Regions from separate parts of the Homo sapiens genome. Here all the other regions are linked to region 1. The links are chromatin loops, found by intact Hi-C in ENCODE. Cell type or tissue: GM12878. All regions are shown on one strand. Each heading gives the region's core, and the rest is flanking DNA. Links, peaks and the distances in the headings are about the cores only. Region 1 overlaps UNC13C (unc-13 homolog C). Region 2 overlaps UNC13C (unc-13 homolog C). Region 3 has its middle 88 kb from the start of RSL24D1.

What was found. A loop is a pair of places that touch in the nucleus more often than their neighbours do. Peaks named below come from ENCODE experiments on the same cell type or tissue, not always from the same donor. Only the 100,000 strongest peaks of a DNase experiment are listed, where the experiment ranks them.
Region 2: it touches region 1 in a loop (4-fold over the local background); 1 of 110 quality-filtered maps calls a loop at or near these places.
Region 3: a loop joins it to region 1, with 5 times the contacts of the local background. A loop is called at or near these places in 1 of 110 quality-filtered maps.

The regions. Positions count from the first base shown.
Region 1 is chr15:54,516,025-54,522,508 of GRCh38, reverse strand. All of the region lies in intron 24 of UNC13C (unc-13 homolog C), which reads right to left. Among named protein-coding and RNA genes, the nearest start is that of UNC13C, 540 kb to the right of the region's middle. In GM12878, for the core only: no CTCF peak of the experiment used is centred there; DNase peaks (open chromatin) are centred at 2,778, 3,937 and 4,116; H3K27ac peaks cover 1,185 bases.
Region 2 is chr15:54,080,056-54,086,539 of GRCh38, reverse strand. All of the region lies in intron 2 of UNC13C (unc-13 homolog C), which reads right to left. Among named protein-coding and RNA genes, the nearest start is that of UNC13C, 100 kb to the right of the region's middle. In GM12878, for the core only: a CTCF peak has its summit at 3,486 (motif pointing left); no DNase peak of the experiment used is centred there.
Region 3 is chr15:55,106,075-55,112,558 of GRCh38, reverse strand. No RefSeq gene overlaps it. Among named protein-coding and RNA genes, the nearest start is that of RSL24D1, 88 kb to the left of the region's middle. In GM12878, for the core only: a CTCF peak has its summit at 3,493 (motif pointing right); a DNase peak (open chromatin) is centred at 3,198.

The sequences.
Region 1 (6,484 bases), core at 883-5,882:
GTTGTTGTTGTTGTTGTTTTGTTTTGTTTTTGAGACAGAATCTCGCTCTGTTGCCCAGGCTGGAGTGCAGTGGCCCGATCTTGGCTCACTGCAACCTCCACCTCCTGGGTTCAAGCAATTCTCCTGCCTCACCCTCCAGAGTAGCTGGGATTACAGGCACCTGCCACCATGTCCAGCTTTTTTTTTTTTTTTGTATTTTTAGTAGAGATGGGGTTTCACCATGTTGACCAGGCTGGTCTTGAACTCCTGACCTCAGGTGATCCACCTGCCTTGGCCTCCCAAAGTGCTGGGATTACAGGCGTGAGCCACCGCGCCTGGCCAGAAAGACATCTTTTAAGTTATTTTCCTTCATCTTAAGTTATTTTCCTTAAGGCTTACTTTTCCTTTTTCTTTAAAAGATAATTCACTTATCTCCTTTTGCAAATTTTCGCTCAAGTGTAGCTAGCCCTAGGCAGTTAGTAGATCTAGCCTCTACACTGACTATGCTCTTTACTATAACTGTGTATGCAGTGTTCTCTCTAAATGCTCTCTTATAAATCTACCTCTTCCATAGAACTTGTTCATACTTTTCTATCCTGGGTATCTGTTCCAGTGTCCTGCATGCATGGGCATTCACCACATGTTGAGGAAGGAAGTGAGGATAGACAGAAGCATAAAAATTCCCTCACAGAAGCAGTCCTATATCATCTTCATCTCCTTGGACTGATACCTTGCATTAACTATGAATAGGATATTTTGCCCTTGAAATCTTTCATTCCTTAGAAACCATATATTCCAGAGTTATCAAGTTAATCCTGATTTCAAATATCTATCTCATTGCCAGACCATGTCAGGTGTTTCCCTGCTATTTGTTTGGTTCAGAAGAATGGTTACCATACCCACACTGCATGTTTGTTTGTTTTCCAGAAAAGATTATTTCCCTAGAGGTCTAAAGAAAATACATGTTATATATTCTCTTACAGCAGCAATTGTTAAACTGACCCTCAAGCTCTTGCTAGAGTTACAAGCAATGAGTTGCAAAGTCATTTAAAAGTCATTTAAACTCTTCAGATAGCTCAATATAAACTCTTGAAAAATAGACTTTGCATGGAAGAAATTAAAGATCTTTAGTGTGAATTTTATTTCTTCTTCACAGTCTTTATTACTATCTCATTTCCTTCATTTCCTACGAGCTACAAAGCTATCTTTCCTGTGTTCAGCTCATCAGTGTTATCGGTTATTTTCTGTAAAGAAGTGCAAATCAGGAAGGAAGGTAACTTCCTGGCCATCTCACCAGGGGCCAAAATTTAATCATTATTCTGGTAGGTTTCATACTCTCCAATATTTTTGCATTAAAACATTAATAAATAAAAATTTCACCTCTAGTTCCATGAAAAAGCCTTATTTCCAAGAAAAATGCTGTTTAACTTGCACTCTTGGTTCCTTCTTTCGGATTTTGTTCCATCAATTATCTCTTTCCCTTTTCATTCCCTCTACCATTAATTTTATTACCCCATCCTATAAATATGCTCAAGTAACATTTATGTTAAAATAAACAACAGACAATGAAAGAGAAGCCAAACTTATTTGGAACTACATTCTCATTGACATCTAGCCAATATCCTTCCTTCTTTTGATCTTCAGACTGCTTACAACAGTGTCAGACTTGTTGACTCCACATCCTTTTCTCCTAAACATTCATTAGTTCTCTGCAATGTGGCTTGCTTCTGTTACAGATATGCCACTGACGTGTTTCCATATGGTCACCAATGATTTCTTAATTTCAAGGACCTTATTTATCTTAGCCTTCATTCATACTGTTGTTTGCTCTGTTTCCCAAGGTCCTTCCCTGCTTCTCTAACTGCCTGTGATTTGTCTGTCTTCTGTTAACTTTCCTCCTCTGTATATCCCTGAAATATTAGTGTCCTTCAATTCTCCTTTTTCAGTCTTCTTTTCTTTTTACTCTGTACTCCCCTTGAGCAATTAAATTCATGCCCATGGCTTCAATTATCACCCATATGCTAAGGGCCCCAAATCTATTATCAACATTCTTAACAGCATGCCTGAGAATCATGTCTATATTTCCAAGTACCTAGTAAACTTCCACTTTGATGGCTCATACATGCTTCAGCTGTAGCATATCAAAGCACAACTTATTACTATTCTTAATTTATTTATCTTCTTATTTCCTCTGATTTGGTTAATGGCCTACAATTGTTTAAGGCAGAAATGTGAAAGTCATCTTTGACTTCTGTTTTCTTCCCTCCATATTTACTTCCATACCAAATATGATTGGTGATATCTCTGAAATGTTTTATCCACCTGCCTTTTCCTCTTCACTTCCAGATTCTGAATTTTTCTCCTCTAGCCTACTGTAATCATCTACACATTGTGTTCCTATTTCCTGTTTCCCCCCTTCATCCTCCTAACTGGTGTAATAAACCCAAATATGATCATGACACTGGCGTATCATCCTTCAAGCTGGCTTTCCACCAGGGAATTGCTTCAAGCAACTTCTCACAATCTTATCTGGGCTCTTGCTTTTTTTATGTTTTCTTTTTAAAACATCATTTTCCTTCAAATCTTCCACTTGACCGGAATCTTTTCATCTTATAGGGTCTACTTCAACTTAAAATATATGACTGAGAATTCAGCAAAAATTCCCTAGTGAATCTAGAAGTAGGGTACTTTCCTGGAAATGCCCTAAATCACTTCATAAGCCTGTGGTGTCAGCATGAATACTGTGGTTTGTTGTCAGAAGTAAAAGAATACACGGTCCTCTCTACCGGAAACAAATGTGCCCAGCTCTAACCATACTACCCTGTTTTTTGTTTCGTTTTAAAATGCCTCTTAAGGAGAAACTCCAAGAACTTACACGACAATTTTCAGACAGACTATGGCATTTTCTTTATCCTATTCAGATTTGCATGAATGTTATGCTAGAGGTATCAGTTGTATAAATTCATGTTTCTAACTTCTGGGTTTCAAAAAGTTGAACATCAATAGCTGTCTCCCATCCTAATTAAAGAGAGTATGCAGTAAATCCAACTGTCACTGTGCTTCAAATCAACAAAATGCCTTTGAGATATGTTAAATGAGGTTCTTCAGTCTAGACAACTGAAGGAAAAAAAAAGATTGCCTTACCTTTTATAATTCACTCAATATAGTTTTGAGTTAGTGAATATAAGGAATTTTGGCTTTTTCTGTTTCTATGAACTGTTTTTCTTTAAATTACACCTTCAGGCTTTATATGAGTGATGTGACATTCTTTTCTCTTATACATTTTTTCCCTTCTCACCTGCAACACATACACTATTCCTCTACTTCATGGATTGCTAACATGCGGATTGTCCTTATAATGACAGAAATTTAGAAAAAAAAAGAATTTCTGAAATCACATAGTTCAACTTCCTCGTTGTTTCCAAATGGGTAAAACCAAAGCACAGATAATGTGTTATGCTTTTGGAGCCACATGGGGACTGAAGAGCTGCATTCTTAGAAGCTATTTCCTCTGAAGAAATTCTCTTCTGAGAATGTTCATTAAAAAAACAGGAATCCCCGTTTTATAACAATGGGAAAGGAATTTAGGGCTTACATGTTGCATCTATTGGCTAATTGTGAAAATGGACTGGGTAGGGATAAGTTAGGAATAGAATCAACGAGACACTTTATGTTCAGAATTTTGTTCTGCCCTTTTCCCCTGACCTACTCTGTCTGACCCATTTGGCTGTTTCTTCACATTCCTGCATGTGTTATAAACCACTGCTCAGCGATGTGAATATAGTCCACCCAGTCAACTGAATTCAGGACCTGTTGACCATCAAGTGCTGGGGACAGAGTGTTCTCTGTGAGCCATTATCTCAGGGTGTCTGAGGACTATTCTGCTTAGTAGGGCAAACAAGAGAACTGACTGGGTTAAAGAAGTTAAATTTTACCAGTAATGGCATTGGTTTATGGTTTGTTAAAGCAGGCATGAGCAACTGAAGGTGATCACAACAAGATAATGAAATAGATTTATTATAGAAGATGGCAGTTAAAGTGAAGCCGTCTCCCTCTCCTTCCTTGCTGGGGCATGTGTCCTTTCTCCTTAAGTTTTCTTAAGGTTCAGAGAGAGGTGAGTTTAAAAAGAGACTTGGCAGTATATGAGTAACCCTGTGAGCTCTCTTAAATGCTCTGGGAAATGAGGTTAACAAGCGTCACCTGCCTGGGTCTGTATTTCATTTTGACATGGCTCGCCAACCAAAAAACCTTTCAACCTCCTCAGCAGCACCTTTTCTTAATTTCACAAGCTTAGCAGTTAGCTAAACTTTATGTGGTAGTAGTGCTAAATTATTAAACATATTTATTAAATCACTTTAATATAATTTGCTTTATTGGCCCTTATTATTCTCTTAATTTTCCATTAAGTTCAATTTATTAAATCTAATTGCAGAGATGATTAGGAGGAGAAAGAAACCAGGCAGTCTGTGCATGTTGCCACAATAAAAGGCCAGCACTTCAAATATTCAATTCTCCTTATTATCTGGGGCTATGAAGCTATAACTGGTTGCTTTTACTGACGTCAGCCAAATTACATTTCCCTTTTTACCTCTATTTATACAACAAGAGGTGAGGTTTGAGTTTATTTCTGAATTGTTGCAGGATAAGTTATAACAATTAAAACTTTCATCTGAAGGATATCTTCACATTTAGGAGTGTCCTTGTTGTTTTTCTCTCACAAACCTTATCTCTTTAATTGCTCTGATTCCCCTAAAAACTTCTAAGTTCTTTGAGGGTGGGGTCTGCATCTTAGTAATTAATGTATCTCCAGTTCCTAGTAAAATTTACAGCTCATAACAAGTGCTCAGCAAATAAATATTTGTTGAATGAATTAGCGAAGGAGTAAATTCTGTCATCATATTCAGTGTGCTCAGACCTTTTTTTCATACAGCAGTCAGCCCCAAGAGGAAGAGGTGCTTACAGTGGTGGAGAAAGACGTGGAACAGCTGGCTTCTGAATATCCTTCAGTAAGTGCTAAAAGGCATCTCTAGTCTAATTATGTTTTACCAAGTTCCTTACACCTTGTAAGCTCCTTGAGACCCCAGGCATTAAAAAATGTTTTTATTTTGTACCCCAATTTCTGCCCACCTGCAGATAAACTACATGTAAGTAGGCAACAATGGATATTCTAACTAAATACGAAGAACTTTTCAAATTGGTTTAGAAAACAGTTTTAGAACTGAAAGATATAATGTGACAATTTGAAATTGTCTATTTTACTATCTAATATATACTTTATAATTTATTCTATATTTTGTAATTCCTGAAAATATGAGAACAGTAGATTAATTCTTATTAATTTATTAACTAGTAACTTATATTTCTATATTAAGAAGAAAAGGTGAGACAGATTAGAAACCTGAATGTAAAATTTGGCCTCTGTTAACTATAACACCATTTTTTATAAGATTACATATAAAATTCAAGCATAAAGGCCAGAATCTTAAAAAACTGCAAGAATTTTGTATATGATTGCAAATCGACTACCTTTATTTTGGGACTATCCTATTCTTTAATACAAATACTTGCCTGCACTCTTGCATGCTGTTCCAATTTCCATACAAACACCTTGAATCTCAGGTGTTCTTAAGATTCAAAACACAGAAAGTAGGCTGGTCAGGACTGGTGTACAAATAAGAAAAACGGGTATTCTGTGTTATTTTCTAATTATCTGATACTTTTTTTTTTTTTGAGACAGCATCTCACTCCGTTTTCCAGGCTGGAGTGCCGTGGTGCGATCTCTGCTCACTGCAACCTCCGCCTCTAGGGTTCAAGTGATTCTCCCGCTTCAGCCTCCTGAGTAGCTGGGATTACAGGCGCCCACCACCATGCCTGGCTAATTTTTGGTATTTTTAGTAGAAACAGGATTTTGCCATGTTAGGCTGATCTCGAACTCTTGACCTCAGGTGATCCACCCACTTTGGCCTCCCAAAGTGCTGGGATTACAGGAACGAGCTACCACACCTGGCCTGATTCTTTTTCAGAAAGCATATAGCAGTAATTCTCAATGCATGGTCCCCAGACCAGTAGCATCAGCGTCACCCAGAGATTCGTTAGAAATGCAAATCACCTGGCCCTGCCCCAAACGTACTGAATCAAATACACTGGGGGTAGAGTTCAGTGATGTGTGTTTTTCATAAACTCATCAGGTAGTTCTGATGCGTGCTGAAGTTCAAGAAGAACTACTGGCATGGAGTATTATTTCCTTTGAAGCTCTGATCTTTCATCTCCTGTTGCCTCAGCACGTTTAAAGTTGAGAGGCTAGTGGCAAGTGAAAAATGATGAAGATTAATGTTTTTCCTTCCTGGTCTAGGGTTGCTTAGCTAATGACTTAGTCCATGTGGCTAATAGGTATTACAATGAATTTCAATGAGCTACATACACACACTTTTGGGCAGTCAGATGCAATTTCTAGTTGACACATCAAATTTGTCATTAAAAATTAAAAGCGACATAGATATACATC
Region 2 (6,484 bases), core at 854-5,853, 440 kb after region 1:
TTTGTTAAAGGAGTATCAAACCTGCCTACTTTCTAAGCCTTCTGATGAACATTTTATTTTGAGAGACTGAGCAGCCTCAATTTTATCATTTTGCTGAAAAATTTTTGGTTATGCCATGTGACTCTTAAGGAGATAAGGAACATAATTTCTGAGATCTTAGAAATAAATCCCTTTTGCAAAGGAAAAAAAACTTTTTTGAATGTCCTATAGTATTCCCATATCTTTCTCCACTCCGAGTCTCTTAAAACTGGAATGCAAAATATAGGAGTGGCTACACGGAAATAGAGAATAGAAGTGTGTGCATTAGAGGCTGAGAAGTATAGGGAGGAGGAGAGACTGGTTAACAGACACACTGTTACAGCTAGATAGACCAAATGTGTCTGATGTTCTGCAGCACTATAAGGTGAATATGGTTAACTAACTTATTGTATATCCTCAAAAAGCTAAAAGAGAGGATTGTGAGTGTTTACAACACAAAGACATGCTATGTTTGAGGTGATAAATACCCAGATGATCCAAATTTGATCATTCCACATGTACACATGTATTGAAATATCACTCTGTATCACATAAATATGTATATTACATGTCAACTAAAATAAAAGGAGGGGCCAAACATGTCTCCAGGGTGCTCCAACAATCGTTTCATAATTGTTTGTTTTTTTAAACATTTTTAAATACGCAGACAGAAAAGTGCATTGCACAAAATAAAATACAGAGCTTAAAATTGATCACACCCCCACAAATGTCATGAAGCATCAGCCAGCACCCCGACCCTTGTCTTGTGCCTAGTTTTCTTTTATTGTGTGGTAAGATTTTTTAAAAGGCACTTTGGGAGGCCAAGGCAAGAGGATCACTTGAGGGCAGGGATTTGAGAACAGCCTGGGTGACAAAGGAGACCCTATCTCTATAAATAATAAATAAATAAATAAAATTTTATTGGAAAAAAGTATAAATACTTCGAGGCAAAGGTTGGTGTATCTTCTTCAAGAGAAGATATTTATTTGTTTCTACTAGGCTTCTGGGCACTGACAATACAGAGTCTCCTTTATGCAAATTCAATGACTGAGATGACTGAAAGCTATAGCTTCTTAGAAGTCTGGCCTGGAGCAAATTCTGAGGAACCCCAAACTAAAAGGTTGAGTATAGGGATTACTTGGGATCCTTCTTTGTAAGACTCTGGACTCTAATGTTTTGTATCTTTTGCTTTAAGGGCCTGTCAAAAGTGCAACTAAACTTCCGGCTGACACTTCTAGAATCGGTAAATGTACCAGGAGAAAGTAGCCCTAAATTTTGAGCATATCTTTGTATATTTTTGTCTCCTCTAGGATCTTAGCCCTATAACTCTCTACTAGCTTCTTAGTTCTCTGATATCTGTAAATTATTTACCTAGATTTTCTAATCTCCCTCCATAAGGAGGGTTATTCCAAATTACTCTTCTACCAATACTGTTAGCAGAAGTCATAATTAACATTCAGAAGTCTTCTTATCATAATAATTTGGACAAATTGAACCATTTATTCTATAAAAATAAATTTTTATACATTATCTAAAATAAGGATGTACCTGCCACATATCAAAACTACTTATAAATAATCATAATACACTATTATTGAAACACACCACTACTTTTGAATGCAAAATAAAGATCATTTTTCTTAATTCTTGCAATTGTGATCTTGAGGCTGAGGGGCCCTGATTCATAGTGACAAAAAAGAGTGACCAAATGGCATTAGGATCTCATCTATATGAGAAGAGAGTATTTCTTCTGACAGAGAAGATAATTTTTTTCAAGTCACTCAACTAGCAGTAATATTTGTGGATCCCTTAGCATATGACCTGAATATTCTGCATGTTTTTATGTATACTTTCTTATTGAATATTTATAATATACAACTAAAGTAAATATTAATAGCTCTCATTTACTAACGAGAAAACTAAAGCTCAAAGAAGTGAAATGACCCATTAAAGGATACATACCAAAAAATGGCAATGGCCATAAAGGGGACACATTCAGACCCAGGACCCCTGACTTTTGAAAATTACGTGGAAAATAATTCAAACACAAGGCTGGGAATTTATAAAGCCAGAAATAAGTGAAATTTATTTAAGAAGGAAACAAGGTAGATATGTCTTCACGACCATTATTTCTGAGTTATAAAGACAACTCATATACTCACAAAACACAACTGCAAAAAATGAACTTTGCTAGAATCCAACCCACCCACTCCGTTATACACGAGGAACTTAAATCCAACTGACCAATAGAAAGAGAGTAGAAAGAGTACAGAACTGAAGAAAAAAGGGGACGTGGATCACAGTTACTGTGAATGGACGGGCTCTCAAGAGAAAACTGAGGGAAGAGAGCCAGGACAGCTGGGGTGCAGAAAAGGAAAGTAGCAAGAGTCTGGCTGAGACCGACCCCAGAGCAACGTGGAGCCCCGAAGAAAGGGTAGTGGGAGTCCTCTCTGCTCCCCTCACCTCTGTGGCAATCTGCTGCCTGCCAAACTGTTGGGAAGACCCCCTGCACTCACAGCCCTGGACAACACTGTCCGTGGCGATTTGGAAACTTCATGAGGACAGAGGACCAGGTAGCGAGTTCGCGCAGAGGTTCCCCCATCCCACTCAGACCCAAACTGAGATGGTGAGTACCATACTGGTTATGTACCTATCATTGGCCACTGTCCTGCCTGGGAAATCTCTGCCCCCAAGACGATGCACCAGCAGATCCCCAGCAAACATACCTTATAATCCCCTCAGACTTTCACAAGCACAGCAATCAAGTCCCTGGGGAGCTGTGGGGTCCCTAGAGATCTAACCCTTGGTGTAGGCTGCCCCAAGGGAGGAGGGAGTGCAGCCCATCAAAGCTCTTTTTGGGACAAAGGAAATGAAGGCGCATCACCAATCTCTGGAAGGGGCAGCACCCAGCAGCTGGGAAGAGGGATAGAGAGGGCGTTATTTCCCGACCCCCACCCCATCTACTATTGTGGATACAGCAGAGGTTCTCCCCACTGGGGGCTGACACATGTACACTTGGAGAAAGTGCTTTTTCTTGGCGCAGAAAGTGAGCCTGTGCTGCTTGGACTTGCATGAAGGTTGGGGCCCAACTCCCTCTCCCTACACAGAGCAGCAGCACCCTGACAACGGAGGCCAGACAAGCCATACAGTTGTCTGCTCCAGACTGAGGGAAGAGGCTGTGCCCTGAGTCCAGTTTGGTGGTCGCTGCCAGAGGGCCATAGCCACATCCAAAGGTCCACAGCCACACTGCAGCTGGGAGCCAAAGAACAAAGTCTAAATGAACTGGAGGTTTTGAGCCCTGCAACAGGGCCATGATAGGGAAGGGAATCGTGTTCCTGGCTGCTCAGGACAAGGCTTCACTCCCACTCCCTACCCCAGGGACCTAGAACACCCCAACACAGTCTCTCCCCATCAGGGTGGGCACTTCCCCCTGAGCTGAGAATGAGCCGGCTCTTACTCTTCATTGCCACCTACTGGAATGCAGCCTGAATTGCACCACCAAATTAAAAATCTTCCGGAGGGTCTTACTGCTAGTACACAAGATGTGCTCCCTGAGACCTCCACACCCGGAGCACAGCAGGAGATGGTGTATGGGCTCATATGTCCAATATATCCCTACAACAAGCAGCATCTTAGAAAGCTATCACACAGAACCTATCCACAACCAAGGAACCCATTCAGAGCCTTGGCCCCCACAAAAGCACCCAGAAACAAAACCGGATGATTATACACAACATATACCATAGTCATACCCTCAAGGGAAAAGATAAAAAATTAAAAACAGTCCCATCAAAATGATAGAAAACTCAAAAATAAGAAGCGACGGTTCCTTAAGATGAGTAGAAATCAAGAGGAGAACTCCAGCAGTACAAAAAGACAGTGTTTTGACAACTCCAAAAGATTACATTAGCTCTCTGGCAATGGATCCCAACCAGAGTCAAAAGTCTAAAATGACAGATAAAGAATTTAAAGTATAGATTGCAAGGAAACTCAATGAGATCCAAGAGAAAGTTGAAATGAACACAAAGCAACCCAGTCAGACAAAATTTAAAAAAAATTAATGAACAAAGCACATAAGAAACATGGGGCTATGTAAAGCAACCAAATCTATGACTAATCGGCATTATGATAGAGAAGAAGAAAAAGTAGGCAACTTGGAAAACATATTTGAAAGAATAGTTCAGGAAAATTGCCCTAATATTGCTAGAGCTCAAGACCCAGATACAAGAAATTCAGAGAACACCTGCGAGATACTATACAAGATGACCATCACCAAGATATATGATCATCAGGCTATCCAAGGTCAATGCTAATGAAAACAACTTGAAGGCATAGAGTAAAGGGCAAAATTACCTATAAAGGAAATCCCATTAGGCTAACAGCGGTCTTCTAAACCAGAAGAAATTAGGGGCCTACTTTTAGCCTTCTTAAAGGAAAATAAATGACATTCATGCATTTTATATCCTGACAAACTAAACTCCATAAGTGAAAAAGAAATAAAACTTTTCCCAGGCAAGCAAATGCTAAGGGAATTCATAACCACCAGACCAGCCCTATAAGAAATGATCAAAGGATTTCTAAACATGGAAATGAAAGGATGATACTTGCTACCGTAAAAGGACAGGTAAGTACAAAGTTCACAGATCCCATAAAGCAGCTACACAATTGTACAAAGCAACTAGCTAACAATGCTAGGAGAGGAACAAAACCTCACATATCAATATTAACCTTGAAAGTAAGTAGCTTAAATGCTCTATTTAAAAGACATAGAGTGGAAAATTGGATTAAAAAACAATACTCAACCTGCTGTTGCCTTCAAGAGTCCCATATTATGTGTAATGATACCCACAGACTCAAAGTAAAGAGATGAAGAAAGATCTCTCATGCAAATGGAAAGCGAAGGAAAAAAAAAAGCAGGGATTGCTATTCTTGTATCTGATGAAACATACTTTAAAACAACAGTAAAAATAAATAAAAGAGTATTATATAATGATAAAGGATTCAATTCAACAAGAAAATTTAACTATCCTAAGTATATACAAACCCAGTATCAGAGTACCAAGATTCACAAACAAATACTACTGTATCTAAGAAAAGAGGCAGACAGCCATACAATAATAGTGAAGGGCTTCAACACTCCACTGACAGCACTAGAAAGATAATCAAAGCATAAGCTAATAAAGTAACTCAGGACTTAAATTGGACTCTTGTCCAAATGGACTTAATAGGCATCTACAGAACATTCAATTCAATACCAAAGAATATACATTTTATCATCTGTGCATGAAACAACCTCTAAAATGGTCATAAGGCAAATCTCACTAAGTTCTAAAATCAAAATCATATCAAGCATATTATCAGACCACAAAACAAAATTTAAAAATTAATACCAAGAGGAACTCTCAAAACCACACAAATATATGGAAACTAAACAACTTGCTCCTGAATGGCTTTTGAATAAGCAACTAAATTAAGGCAGAAGTTTTTAAAATTTTGAAACAAACAAAAATAGACACACAACATACCAAAACCAATGGAGATACAACAAAACAGTGTTAAGAGGAAATTTTATAGCGCTAAATGCCTACACCAAAAAGAAAGAAAGTTCTCAAATTAACAACCTAATGCTGCACCTAAAGGAACTAGAAAAACAAAAACTAACCAAATGCAAAGTTAGCAAAAGCAAAGAAACAACAAAGATTAAATGGAATTGTGACCCCAAAAAACAAACAAAGGATCAACAAAACAAAAAGTTGGTTATTTGAAAGGATAAACAAAACTGACATATCAATATCTAGATTAACCAAGAAAAAGAGAGAAGATTCAAATAAGCACAATCAGAATTGATAAAGGTGTCATCACACCCGACACCACAAAAATACAAAAGATCCATAAAGACTACTATGAACATTTCTATGTGTACAAAATAGAAACCAAGAGGAAATGGATAAATTCCTGGAAACATATGACTTCCCAAGATTAAAACAGTAAGAAATTGAAATCCTGAACAGACTAATAACAAGTTATAGAAATGAATCGGTAATAAAAAATCTACCAACTAAAAAAAACCCAAGATCAGATGGATTCATAGCCACATTCTACCAGATGTACAAAGAAGAGCTGATACCAATCTTTCGGAAATGTTTCCAAAAAACTGAGAAAGAGAGATTCCTCCTTAAATCATTCTGTGAAGCCAGTATCATCCTGATACCAAAATGTGACAATGACACAACAAAAATAGAAAACTATAGGTCAGTATCCTTGATGAACGTAGACCCCAAAATCTTCAACAAAATACTAGCAAATCAAATCAAGAAGCTTATCAAAAAGTCAGTTCATCACAATCAAGTGGATTTTATTCCATGGATGCAAGGATGATTCAACATATGTAAATCAATAAGTGTAATTCACTACATAAACAGAACTAAGAACAAAAACTATACGATCCTCTCAATCGATGCCAAAA
Region 3 (6,484 bases), core at 702-5,701, 590 kb before region 1:
CCACCATAGAGGATAATAGGATAATCAAAGCTGTGCTACCTCTGGCCGTGATTGTGCTATTATCCTCAATGAGGGTATCACAAAATTTCATATTAGTGATTTATGTTTTCTACAGTAGATAACACCAAACAGCATATTTCATAACAATTCCATATTTCTAATTATATGATATTAAATCAAATATTTAGTAGCCTGTTATTTATCTAGTTGGTCAAGTTAGATTAATTGGAGCCCTAAAATGTTCCGTCCTTGTGCACAATAAGTGTTCAGTCTGGTTGGGACTCTGTTTAGTCAACAGTACAAATGTTGTGTTTATTTGGAACATCATATGAAAACCAAATTCAGCAATGTCACAGAAAAAAACTTTTTTTTTTTAATTGAAACTCTTCTCTGTCTCCCCAACTTTGGTGTTACTGTTACCTGTGATTTTTCAGAGATTTTAATTTCCATGTCCAGTTCTAATAATCCCCAAATACACTGTAAATCTTAAGAGATTTCAAGGTATCAACTTCAATTTTCCATTATATTTCTAATGAAATAAAAAAATTTTGGTGAGTAGTTAAGGGAACAAATCGAAATGTCTAATTACACCAATATCTGTAATACTAAACAAAAAGGCTAGAATGCTTCTGAAACTTGATTGTACACAAAAATAACCTAGGGCCTTTTAATTTTATTAATTTTTTTTTTTATGGAGATGGGGTCTTGTTCTGTTACCCAAGTTAAAGTGCAGTGGCATAATCACAGCTCACTAGAGCCTTAAACCCCTGGGCTCAAGCAATCCTCCTACCTCAGCCTCCCCAGTAGCTGGGACTACAAGGTACGTACCACCACCATGCCCAGAAAATTAAAAAATTTTTTTAGTAGAGATGGGGTCTCTCACTATGTTGCCGAGGCTGGTCTCAAACTCCTAGCCCAAGAAATCCCCATAACTTAGCCTCCCAAAGTGCCAGGATTACAAGCATGAGCCACCATGCCTGGCCTGGAGGCCTTGTTAAAATGAGGATTCTTATTCCATAGGTATGGGATAGGACCTGGCATTCTGCATTTCTAAGGAGCTCCCAGATGATGCTGATGTTGCTGGCTTGTTGAGCATACTATGAATAGCAAGGATCCAGAAGACTTTTTTTTTTTTTTTTTGAGATGGAGTCTCACTCTCTTGCCCAGGCTGGAGTGCAGTGCGTGATCTCTGCTCACTGCTACCTCTGCCTCCCGGGTTCAAGAGATTCTCTTGCCTCAGTCTCCCGAGTAGCTGGGATTACAGGCACCCACCACCATGCCCAGCAATTTTTTTTTGTATTTTTAATAGAGATGGGGTTTCACCATGTTGGCCAGGCTGGTCTGGAACTCCTGACCTCAGGTGATCCATCCGCCTTGGCCTCCCAAAGTGCTGGGATTACAGGCGTGAGCCACCGTGCCTGGCCAGGACCCAGAAGACTTCTAAAAACCCTCATGAATTTAAGCAAAATGTTCACTTTAACATTTCTTTATGAGCCAGTTTGCATAAAGCTAGGCCAATTACTTAACTGCTTCAGGGTTAGGGACTAACTCTTCCATTAAACCTAAGATGTCATTGATGGTTACATGAGTCATTATTTTATGTTCTGCTAAGAGGGGAAAATGCTGACAAACTGTAATGTATCCTGATTTCAGAAATGTTAAAATAGGAGTTTTAGAACTGAAGGCATATGGTGGCTTCTCTGACTCCTTTCCAGTTTCTACACTGAGGATTTACTCTATCCTAGGTATTTTTTTCTATGAGGTATGTGCTGTGATGATCCCGTTTGACAGAGGCCTGCTGTGGCTAGATTACCTATGTGGCACAGCTGGAACCTGAACCCAGGTGCTTGTGACTGGAGAGCCCACATGCTCAGCCTCTGCCCCACAGGAAGGGCTACTGTCCCCAAGGAAAACATTCCCCTGTGCTGCCTCCTGTGGCACTCACTTACGGTGAATGCCTCTGTATTAGCGACCTACAATAGCATCTGTGCCTGCTGTGTTTATTTCCTTGTTACATACATCTTCTTTGAACCTGGCATCTTGTATTCATCACTCTACTGAAGTGACTGTCTTGAACTCAGCAATGACCTTTTTACTGCCAAATGCAGCAATCCTTTCAGTCTGAATTTTTCTTGACCTCGTCTCCATCTGACATGTCCTATCATCCTCTCCTTGAAACTCCTCTCCTGTGTTTCTGAATAGCTTGCTTTTTATGTCTGATGCGTTTCTGACTATGAGAAAATCATACTTCAGTTAACATATTTATCCCCAGCTCTTTCCTCGGTGAATTAGAGGACTCCAGGCAGTCTCCAGATCCTCACTGAATGAAAGTGAGGAATTTGGGGGTGCAGTACAAATTACTGCTTTGAAATCATGAGTCTTGCTTGAACCTTTTCTGCTCCCACTCTCTGTGTATTTTTATCATTGAGTTTAGTGTTATATTCTAATTATGTTCACTTGTCTTTGTATCCTAGATGAGTGAGATCCTTGTGGGTAGGGACTGTGTTTTATTTATTTTTGTTCCTCCAACCCCTGTCCAATGCCTAGCACATAAACGATTCAACATTGCTGAGGCACAACCACAATCCACTATTTTAGTGGCAGAAGAAGTCATTTCCCGATATCTGTATTGTGTTGCAAGGAAATCTCACTTAGGAGGTCTCAAGCCCTAGGAACAGATCAATCAGAAAGGGAGGTGGGGAGGTGATGTCCTTTCTCCGTTTTATATGGAGACTTAACTGGTCCCAGATTGAAATTACTCTTATTATTTTTTTTTTGCAGAAAAATTAGAAGTCCTAATTTCTTCACGTATGGGGGTAAAATGAACCTTGTATAGAGGACAAAGTCTTCTATGGAAACAAACAACAAACAAGGGCCTTCCTATGCCATTTTAAAAAACAACTCAAGGGTCAAGGACTATAGGGTTAAAGGTACATGCCAAGAAATGATTATTTAGGAGTTTGAAGAGGTTAATCTCTGAAATGTCCACTTGTCCTCCCTAAGGAGCTTCTTCCTCTCACTTGATGACAGTCCTAAACCCATTTCCCTATCAGTCTTAAGGTGATGTGAACCTGGAGAAAATTTGTTCTATTTTTTTTTCTCTTATGGGCTAGCATGTCAGTTTCTTATCACGTGCTGTTTGCTGAGTCACTTTGGTTAGATTTGAGTCAGTTCACTGTCTGCTTCTGAAGCAAGTTGTGTCAAGCCACAGTTATTGGCAATTCGGCCATGTAACAAAGCCGTTTTTTAAGAAAAATCAAAGTAAATGTTTTCAAAAGAGGAAAATGACATAATTGACCCTACCATAAATAATTTTACTGCTTGATTTTAGAGTCCATTACTTATTTCTGATTTTGTTTATCAAATGATTTGTGTTCAACCCGAACAGTACTTTTCTGAAGCCACTAATTTATCACTTGTGGCAGAGCCGTGGTTGCAGAATGTTTAAAACAACCGAGGTAGCTGCAGAGGCCATCAAGAGGCAGTGTGGCAGGGGGGCCGATAGAGGGCGCTGGGCTATTTGTGATAAATTTCCAGAGGCCGGAGCAGCCTGTTTACCAGCCTTCAGATGAAAAAAAAAGCAGAACACAGCTTTTAAAAACAAAAAAAAACAAAAAAAAAAAAACCTCACTAATTCTGAGACACAATGGAATAAAAAAAACATGGAAATGAAAAAATTCATCAGCTATCTCTTAGGTCTGAATTCTACGCAAAGAAAGTTTTCAACGCTGGCTGCTGATCAGTTACAAAGGGCTGACACCACCTAATGTGCATGCACTCTCTGTTTCCCTGATACATTTCAGTTTGCCCAGTGGCGATGGTGGAAGTACTTAAATTACCCAAAGGCCGGCTTTGGAAAGTAATATGACTTAACTTTGTGGAAGACTTTGGAATAAAAGAAATGCTGATGATACAATATCTAGTTTTGAGTGAACATTTTGCTTCCCCCGCTGGAATTCTGATTCTTTCTCTCCCTAGCTTCCTCAGTTTCTTACTTTCTATTTTCCTTCAGAGGTTGAAGTGGGCCCTGTTTCTACAGTCTTTGGGGGAACTGAAGACTTACCCTTTAGGGTTAATTTATGCTCTGCTATTCCTTTCCTCGGTATCTTTGGATACGAGGCTTGCCTTTTGTCCCCTGTCTTATTTCCACTCCTCTCCCCAGAGATCTGTTGGAATGGTTAGGGGAAGGTGGGAGAGGGAGGAAGCTGGTGCAGTGGGGATTGACTGAGTTTGGAAGACATCTTCAGCAGCTTTCTGGTCACATGGGCTCCTCTCAGCTCCCACAACTGCTTTAGGCATATGGCCGAACTGTATGCTTCTGTATTCTAGCCCTGGAACTCACTCACTCTTTATTCTCTACACCTCTCCTCAATAGGTTTCCAGTCCTCTGGTATTTGTTTCAGATTTATCTCTTTGGGTAATGTATGACTGTTACAGCTGGTTGGGTAAGTAGGTGATTTTCACTGCCATGGGTCTAAAGCATCTCGTAAAAAAAACAACTTACAGATACATTATCTAAGAAAAGCAAAAACAAGTAATTATGTCAGGACTTGTAAATTTGTTATAGCAATATAAAAGTGCTCTTAAGCAGGGCATGCTTAAGCTCTTCCTTCTGAATTCATCTGCACTTGAAAAAAATAAGCCAAACTCACCTGTTTTGAGGCAATTAAAAAATGCCTAAACTCTCACTCAAATTACGACTTCAGTGGATTCTTGGGCTTGAGTTCTTTTAGGATAATAATGTATCTGTGATTTTGAAAAGAGTCATATGTGTTAGAACAAGAAGGTTGTAAGAGAATGTATTCATGTGAAACTAGCAGCAGATATGCCGGCCAGGCAAGTCAGCTGAAACAGAGGCAGAGAGTATCTGTAAAGGAGAATGTGTGAAAAGGTGAATGAGGCCTTTGAGGATCCAGCAACAAAAGGAATGAGGATAGGGAAAAGCAAAGAAGAGATGTAGAGTGAGATTTATTTGTTTTAGAGAACTTATCTTAGAGCATACCTACAAAATAATTATAAGAAAAATAATTTATGGAACATGTAAATAAATATGAAGGGCCAAAAAAAAAAAAAGATAACAATTGCTCCTTTCTCCCAAGGAAGAAATAGATAAAGAAAACAAAGTAGTGCTTTTATTTATTTTATTATTTATTTATTTATTTTTAGAGACAGGGTCTTGCTTCATTACCCAGGCTGGAGTCCTGGTCCACAAAACCATCCTTTCCTCTTAGAGGACTCTCGGCCTGTGATGGGAAGGGCTGCCATGAAGTTCTCTGAAGTGCCTTTGAGGCCTTTTCCTAATTGTCTTACATATTAGCCCTTGGCTCCGTTTTAGTTAAGCAAATATCTGTAGCAAGTGGTTGCTTCACAGCCTGCTTGAATTCCTCTCCTTAAAATGCTTTTGTTTTCTGTACCACATGCCTAGGCAGCAAACTTTCCAAATTTTTATGCTCTGCTTCCCCTTTAAATATACTTCCAGCTTTAAGTTAGCTCTTTGCTCATGCCTCCGAGCATAGGTTGTTAGAGGCAGCCAGGCCACATTGTAAATGCTTTGCTACTTAGAAATTTCTTCCACAAAATACCCTAAATCTTCACTCTGAAGTTCAAACTTCCACAGAGACCTAGGGCAGGGGCACAATGCAGCCAAGTTCTTTGCTAAGGCATAAAGTGCATGACCTTTGCTCTAGTTTCCAATAAGTTTCACATTTCCATCTGAGACCTTGTCAGCCTGGCCTTCACTATCCATATCACTATCAGCATTTTGGTCACAACCATTTAACCAGTCTCTAAGAAGTCGCAAACTTTCCCTAATTTTTCTGTCTTCTGAGCACTCAAACTCTTCCAACCTCTTCTTGTTGCCTGTTCTAAAGGTGCTTTCACATTTTCGGGTATCTTTATAGCAATGCCCCAATCCTTGGTAAGAATTTTCTGTATTAGGCTGTTCAGGCACTGCTATAAAGAAATACCAGAGACTGGGTAATTTGTGAGAAAAGAGGTTTAATTGGCTCACGGTTCTGCAGGCTGTATAGGAAGCATAGCAGCATCTGCTTCTGAAGAGGCCTCAGGAAGCTTCCAATTATGGCAGAAGGCAAAAGGGGAGCAAGCACATAAAGTGGTAAGAACAGAAGAAAGAGAGAGTGAGGGGGGAGGTGTCACACATTTAAATGACCAGATGTTGCAAAACTCACTATCGTGAAGACAGCACCAAGCCATGAATCATCTGCCCTCATGACCCAAACGCCTCCCATCAGGCCCCACCTCCAGCATTGGAGATTACAATTCAACATGAGATTTGGTTGGGGACAAACATCCAAACTATATCACTCCTTATTCTCAATAGAATACCATTTTGGACTCATCTTTTACTAATAATCACCATGTGCCAGTTGTGTCAGTTTGATGTATGGTCTGGCCCATGTAGTAGGAGGACAGCCATAGAAAGCCTTGTTCTGACTTGAGTCTATTGCTGTAAGACAGGGGAGCC